Linked DNA regions of Homo sapiens: region 2 is linked to region 1. Evidence: chromatin loops called from intact Hi-C (ENCODE). Cell type or tissue: ovary. All regions are shown on one strand.

Region 1 (4,000 bases):
CCTCTGGCGCTGCCCGCTGTCTCCCGCCTTCCCTCTGCTCCCCGCTCGCCTCCGCCTCAGCGCCCCGCTGACCTCGCCTCCTCCCCTCTGCTCTTTGTCCCTGCACTCTCCCCTCCTCGGTCCTCTGACCCCCCCGCCCTCACCTCCTCCCCTCCTCTCTCCCCTGCCCGCCCCGCGCTCTCCCACCGCTCCCGCCGCCCCCGCCGCCGCGGCTGCCACTCCGCCCCCCGCGCCGCACGGAGCTTCAGTAATAACCCCGGCGCGGCGGCGGAGTCGCTGTGGGGAATCCTCCCGCGCTCTGCCTGGGTCGGGTCCTCCCTGCCCGCTCGCACGCTGCCGGCCGGGGACCCTCCGGTGGCCCCTAGCCCCTCGGAGCGCTCCTGGATGAAGCCCCGCGCGCGCGGATGGCGGGGCTTGGCGGCGCTGTGGATGCTGTTGGCGCAGGTGGCCGAGCAGGTGAGTCCCGGGCGCTCCCACCAGCGCGGAAACCGCGGGTCCGGACAGCTGGAGGCGAGTCCCCCGCGGCTCCTCTCCCGCGGACCCCGCCGTCTCACCGCGATGTCGCCGCTGTTTTCCGCAGGCACCTGCGTGCGCCATGGGACCCGCAGCGGCAGCGCCTGGGAGCCCGAGCGTCCCGCGTCCTCCTCCACCCGCGGAGCGGCCGGGCTGGATGGAAAAGGGCGGTAAGTCCGTGAGGTGGGGGCTTCTAATCCTTGCCATTTAGCAGCTCGTAATCTCCGTGCCGCTGGTTTATTAGGTGCTGTGAATGTTCACGACTCTGTGGAACCCTACTTTTAAGATGCTGTTGTGAACTTTTTTTTTTTTTAACTGTATGAGCGAGCCCCGATGAGTGGATTTCCACCAATATTTACATTTTATTCCCTGGCAAAACGGTTTGCCAGAGTTATTGATATAACATTAGGAAAAAGGTGAGGAAGTTCATTTTATTTTATTCTAAAGAGCTTAGGAAGAATCTAAAGCTATTAATGTATGCATCAAAGCCGTCATAAAGAGCAAATTACTTTCTTTTCCGTCCCCTTCTACATCCTCGGATCCTCCTTCCCGTCCCCAACCTTTCCTCCTTCTCCTCCTTTATAGATTAAAATATTCCTCTATCGTTGCTTATTCTCAGTGAAGGAGATAAAAGAAGCGCTTAGCATCTCAATACCAAAGTTAATGCTCCAACAATCAGGGCGTACTTCAAACATAATAGTGCCTGAAATGGCTAATCAGCTGATTGTGACACCATCAGCAACGTTCATATCCTGGGCCACAATTTGACATGAGGGCAAGTCTTATTCTTTTTCAATGCATGCTTTTACTTCTGCCACTTACAAGTGACATTTGGAAATTTGCTGTCTTATGGAAAGGGATCTCTGTGTCTTCATACTGCATCAGGTAAATGAGAACGCAGGTGTGTCGCACTGGTTGCTAGGTGGTTTTTTAACCTGAACCCATCCAATGACAGTTAATAAATATTATTTTGCATTGTTACCAACAATAAATTGCCGTATCAAATGTTAATATTAATTGACTTTTATAGGAAGAACTAGGTTTCATTCTCTCAATGTATTTCCAGAAGATCTAGAAAATTAAAGTTAACAATTCAGAATTTCTCAGTATAGTTATTTCAATTTGATAAAATAACATAAAGGCAAGCACTTAATATATGCATTAACTTTTGAAATTATTCCCTGCCAAATGAGTACACAAATAGTATATAAGGTGACCGGTGTCAGATTGACGCTCACCATAGTACCTTTTTGAGAACCACCAGGGGGCGCTAGGTGCAAATGATATAAAATGTTAAAAAAAATTGTCACAGTGAATTTACAAGAGAAAGTTAATTATCTGTCCATTTACAGACTATCCTCTTGTGGTTGTCCTTGTCCTTTTTAGGGTTTTGCTTACAATACTAAAAGTTAATTCTTACAATTTTAAAGGTTAATTCTAATTCACCTTTTTAAGTAAGATTTTTGTAAAAAAAAAAAAAAAAATTCTAGTTCCCTAAAACCATGAAAATTCCAGAGGGACTCAGGAGATTTCCACAATAGTTTATGGCATTTATGAAGTTTTATTTAAGATAAAACACATTATAGACACAGAAGAAAGAAGAAGAAAAGCCAGGGCTTCGTGCCTAAGTGTGCTTTTCTCCTAAAGTGATTCAATCTGCTTCAGCATCCTCTCTGGGAGTGGGGTGCCAGTGTGCTGCTCTGAACACCTGGCACCACAGTTGTTGTCACAACGTATCGTCTCCATGACAACCACTTATCTGGCTTGGTAAGAACCTGAAGGGGAAGAGGCAAACCCTTCTTAGTGAAGTTCTAGCCCAGTGGACACAGCACACACCCTCCTCCCCTACCTTCTATGCACTTTAGCTCCTTAATTATAAATGGCTAATGTGTGAGTCTGGACATCCACAACAAGCTTTTATGCCACCAGAGAAAAGATCCTCCTCAACAGTGTTGCCTGTTTCCCTCTGACCTGGAGCAGAAGAGCTAGAAGACACTTGGTGACTGCTGGGGTCAACTTACTGTTGCCTGTCTAGGTATCCATTAGACAAGTTGGTTCTGAAATAACTAATTGTAGCCATACATTTTGTTTAAAGTAGCGCATGACTCAAACTATTATTGCAAATCATTCTTGGTGGCTGAAGTAATTACAAAATAGCAAAGAGAACAAAGCTGGAGGTGTCACACACTACCTACCTGACTTCAAACTATGCTACAAGGCTACAGTAACCAAAAAAGCATGGTACTGGTACCAAAACAGATATATAGATCAATAGAACAGAACAGAGACCTCAGAAATAACACCACGCATCTACAACCACCTGATCTTTGGCACATCTGACAAAAACAAGCAATGGGGAAAGGATTCCCTATTTAATAAATGGTGCTGGGAAAGCTGGCTAGCCATATGAAGAAAACCGAAACTGGACCCTTCCTTACACCTTATACAGAATCTAACTCAAGGTGGATTAACTATTTAAATGTTAAAACCTAAAACCAAAAGCAATTGCAACAAAGCCAAAACTGACAAATAAGATCTAATTAAACTAAAGAGCTTCTGCACAGCAAAAGAAACTATCATCAGAGTGAACAGGCAACCTAGAGAATGAGAGAAAATTGTTGTAATCTATCCATCTGACAATGGGCTAATATCCAGAATCTACAAGAAACTTAAACAAATTTAGAAGAAAAAAACAAACAACCCCATCAAAAAATGGGTGAAGTATATGAACAGACAATTTTCAAAAGAAGACATTTATGCGGCCAACAAACATATGAAAAAAACCTCATCATCATTGGTCATTAGAGAAATGCAAATCAAAACAACAACGAGATACCATCTCACGCCATTTAGAATGGCAATCTTTAAAAAGTCAGAAAACAACAGATTCTGGAGAGGATGTGGAGAAATAGGAACACTTTTACACAGTTGGTGGGAGTGTAAATTAGTTCAACCATTGTGGAAGACAGTGTGGCGATTCCTCAAGGATCTAGAACAAGAAATACCATTTGACCCAGCAATCCCATTACTGGGTATATACCCAGAGAATTATAAATCATTCTACTATTAAGACACATGCACACATATGTTTAGTGAAGCACTATTCACAATAGCAAAGACTTGGAACCAACCCAAATGCCCGTCAATGAGAGACTGGATAAAGAAAATGTGGCACATATACACCATGGAATTCTATGCAGCCATAAAAAAAGAATGAGTTCATGTCATTTGCAGGGACATGGATGAAGCTGGAAACCATCGTTCTCAGCAAACTAACACAGGAACAGAAAACCAAACACTGCATGTTCTCACTCGTAAGTGGGAGTTGAACACTGAGAACATATGGGCACAGGGAAAGGAACATCACACACCGGGCTTGTTGGGGGGTGAGGGGCAAGGGGAGGGATAGCATTAGAAATACCTAATGTAGATGGCAGGTTGATGGGTGCAGCAAACCACCATGATACATGTATACCTATGTAACAAA
Region 2 (4,000 bases), 260 kb before region 1:
TAGTGTCCATTTGTAACTTGTGCTTTTTAAAAATTGTTTTACTTGCCATAAAAAGTAACTTTGACAATTTGTAATTTTGTTTAGGACTTGAATGGGAAAACTGTAGGCCTTTAGCAACTGCCGTTGCCTGGGAGCCAGTCATTTTTATAAATATTGGTTCCCGTCTCCCCTTAGTCGAAGTTTGCTGTGTTTGCTGTTTGTATTAACTGACTGAAATTTTTGTTCTTTTTTTTCTTGCTCTGTTTTAGAATATCTGTGCATGTGCAGGTTCCAGGGTGCCCTGCTGTGAGGAGCTGGCGGAGACTGATGCCTGAGGCCAGTCTCCCGGCAACTGCCCACAGCCTTGACCTGTTTACCTAAGATCAGCGGTTCACATTCAGGGATGGGTACTTTTTTTTTTTTCAATTTTTAACTTCACACTTGTAAATATTTGCTGGCTCTTTTTCTTTTTTAATAACAAAGGTTCTATTTGAAAAAGAAGCTTTGAAATTATTGTCTTACTTTAGAAGAAATGGCCAGAAACCCTCCCCCACCCTGCCTTGCTGCAATTATTGATGCTATTAATATGCCCAGGAAACGCTTCTTTCAGGTTGTTATAGCATCACGATGAAGAATTCTTGGCTAAAGAGGTTTCTGTCCTCCATGGGGGATCAGAACCGGCGACCCACAAAGCCTTTGGCTTCATTCCTGGTACCTTGTTCTATGCAATGAAACGTCCACCCAACCTTTCTCAGCCCGGGGCTTCCCCGAGCTCCTTCTCACAAAGACCTGATAACAGGAGGACTGTAGACCTTCATTTGCTTTCACCCTCAAAAGCATGCACACAGCCAACTGGGCGAGCAGATGAAAAGGTTAATCCCCCTCCTGGTCTCCACTCCACTCAGTAGAGAATGACCTGCTGTGATTTTCCTTTCCCCCATCTCCTACTTCTCCCTGGGGAAGTGCCAGGGTCCCCACCCCTGGAACTTGGCTGGCCATGAGGAGTCCTGTTTTCGTTTTAACCATCAGCTCTCAATTGATTCCAAACCAAAGGCGATGGGTTGCCTGTGAAACATAAACTAGGTGCTGCACCACGCACGTTTTGACCGACTGAAAATTTGAATTGCTAGAAAAGTGATTTATCCCATCTCAAGTTTCAATATGATTATTAAGTGAACTTCTTTTTTCCTTTTCTGGCAAGGGTTGAAAGAAAGGGTCAAGAATCAGCCCTGTTTATTTAGACAGTGGCATATTTCTTGATGGGCTAGGGATGACAACTGGCAGGTAGAGGTGGCCCCATGCAAACAGCAGGTGGAAGTGGGGGTGCTCAGCCTCTGTACTCTGAAGGGAAGTGGTCCGGTTGGCCCTGGGCGTGATGGGGCCCTAAGGAGTCACAGTTTGTCACATCCCAGGTGTGTCTCCGCCTAAGCCACCCTCGCAGCAGTCTCAGGCAAGGTCCTTGGGAGACCAGGCGGGGAGAGAGGGCCTCTGGCCAAGCTCCTTGCAGTCAGGGGAAGCTTGAGTCTCCAGGCCTCCCAGGACCCAGTCACTGACAGGGAACCAGCCCCCGCAGCTGGAAGCTGCCCCACCTCTAAAATCAGGTGGGGCTGCTGGAGCCAGGGCCACAGCTGCACTTCTGCTATTACAGAAGAGGTTGGTGCAACTGAGGTGGCCTGCTCTTGGCTTTGGGTGGTGACCGGGCTGGGAGGTTGGGCTTCTCCCTGAGATGGTCACTGCGTCAGGTATGAGGATGCCACACAGTCCTGCGCTCAATGGACACGTAACCTTGCACGAGGCCGACACATCGACAGATTGTCGCCTGGGCTGAGGAGTGGGCTGCAGCTGGGGCCCTCCTGAGGGTGACAGGGCCGGCTGGGAGGGTGAGCTCCCTGGGGAGCAAACACTGCATCGGGAGGATGGACTGTACCAGCCTGGCCTCCTAGAATGCAGAGCTCAAGCAGGTGGGCTGGGTCCAGGTTATGGACAGCACCTGCTAATAGGAGTCCTTCAAATTAACCTAAAGAACCAATATAAAGCCCTGGCCCAGAGCAAACAAAACATGGATGCTAACACTTTCTAATAGAGGATAACAGCAGAGAGGAAAGTCGACTGTGCACCGACAATCCCCAGCAGCAGCCACACAGCAATGCACTACACTGAGGCTCATTTCCAAGCCCCCTGCTCCTCTGACGTAGGCCCATGAGGTCCTAGGAAGAATTTATTCATCCTAGAAGGATGAATTAAATCTGTCTGACACTGGCCTGATTTTAGTACTGAAGGTCCTGCACCCCAGGAAGTCCCCAACTCGGTCCCAGGTAGACCAGGACAGTTGTTCACCCTAACTTGGAGGCTAGCTTTCAGACACCCAACACCCAATGCAGAGGGACAGGAAATTGGCCTCTCAGCCAAGCTGTTCCAGACCCGACCAGAAGAGGGCAGCCAAGGACCATGGCTGTGAAATAGACGTGGGGTTGCCAGGAATCTCCACAAACACAGGCCCTGGTCCACTTCCCAGGTCGAGGCCTCTTTTATGGACAGGGCTGGGGAGTGTAGACTTCGAGGGGATAGAACTCTAACATAGGTCCAATGAACCCACGGTCCCGGTGTTTGTGAAATGTCCTCGAAGTCCGGTCTCCCGTTCTGATATGCTTCAGTGTAAATTCTTCCTTAGCATTATTTGTTTTTATCAGATGTAAAGAATGAAGACGTCTTGTCATTTAACAAAAATGACAGCTGTGGTTTTGGAAGAAAAAAAAATTACGCCTTTTCATCAAGTATTTGGAGAATCACGGGACCCTTTAGAAGTCTCGTTGGTACTTTTTGTGCTGACACTGGCGGGGTGTGCAGCTGCCCCGACCATCAGCCCATCCCCGTCTGCGGGTGGAGATGGCTCATGGACAGGAGGCAACAACCCCGACGGGAGCAGCAGCTCCCGCAGGAGCCCACAGGGACATCCTCCTCTTCTTATCTGAGGCCTGCAAGTGCCAGTGCAGGAGCACCTCCTTGGGGCAGAGGGAGTGAGAGACAGGAAGGGGAAGGACTCAGCCCAGCACATGGGGGACCGTGGCAGGTGCACCAGGGGTGCCCCCGCAAGGGGCCGGCTGAGGTCAGAGGGGCTGCGACTCATGTAGCACCCACCTGCGGGGCTGACTCCAGAAACCAGGACCTGTGCCCAGGAAGCAGACCACCCTCCAGGCCATGCCCTTCCGGCATCAGTGAGGTGTGCAAACTGCTTGGCAACTGGGGTGCAAGGCCGGGCGCTCTCGAGGCCAATACATCAGCTGGTTTTATTCGTTAACACAGTGGTGCCTGGCATGGGGGAGGGCACTTAATAAACCTTTGTTGGATGAAGGGTTACGATCACCGACTAGCGCTGCTTTCTAGAACAATTTTCCTGGGAGTGCCCGGCCCTTGCTTTGCACCCTAAGTACTTTATATTGTCTTATGCTCTGCTAGGTTCCCAGGGCTGCCTGAAAACTTAAAATGAAATTGATAGCTCCAAGCAACAGAAAGGCTGGAGTGCTGGAGGGCAGAATTCTGAAATCAATGTGTCCATGGGGCCGTGCTCCCTCTGAAGGCTCCGGAGGAGACAATTGCCTTGCCTCTCCCGGCTTCTGATCCCTGTACGCATTCGGCAACTGGCTGCATCCCTCCATTCCCTTCTGACCTGGCCTTCTCCTCTTTTTTCCTGTGTCTCTCTGTGTCCAGATCTGTCTCTTATGAGGATATTCTCATTGGATTTAGGCCCACCCTCATCCAGTATAATCTCATCTCAATTCTTACCTTAATTCCATCTGCAAAGACCATATTTCTAAGTCAGGCAATGCTCCGAGGTTCCCAGTGTACAAGAATTGTTGGAGTACACCATTCACCCACTACACACACAGAGACAGCAGCCTCTGTGGCTGCCGACAGCACAGGCAGGCCCTATGTTAAACGCTTTCTTTGTGTTTTCACATTTTATTCTCAGAGTCACTCTATGAAGTAGGTTTTATTAGGATCACTCCCATTTTACAGGTAG

Evidence for each region. Peaks named below come from ENCODE experiments on the same cell type or tissue, not always from the same donor. Only the 100,000 strongest peaks of a DNase experiment are listed, where the experiment ranks them.
Region 2: a loop joins it to region 1, with 6 times the contacts of the local background. A loop is called at or near these places in 32 of 110 quality-filtered maps.

Annotation. Positions count from the first base shown.
Region 1 is chr5:5,140,084-5,144,083 of GRCh38, forward strand. It overlaps ADAMTS16 (ADAM metallopeptidase with thrombospondin type 1 motif 16), which reads left to right and starts at 247. Exons shown (of 23, transcript NM_139056.4): 1 at 247-456; 2 at 581-683. The coding sequence starts at 385. ADAMTS16-AS1 (ADAMTS16 antisense RNA 1) reads right to left here. Exons shown (of 2, transcript NR_198969.1): 2 at 2,055-2,288. RefSeq lists an enhancer at 1-19. In ovary, a CTCF peak has its summit at 1,772 (motif pointing right); DNase peaks (open chromatin) are centred at 238, 531 and 1,778; H3K4me3 peaks cover 2,296 bases; H3K27ac peaks cover 633 bases.
Region 2 is chr5:4,877,477-4,881,476 of GRCh38, forward strand. No RefSeq gene overlaps it. Among named protein-coding and RNA genes, the nearest start is that of LINC02114, 110 kb to the left of the region's middle. RefSeq lists an enhancer at 2,282-2,351. In ovary, a CTCF peak has its summit at 2,398 (motif pointing right); a DNase peak (open chromatin) is centred at 2,415.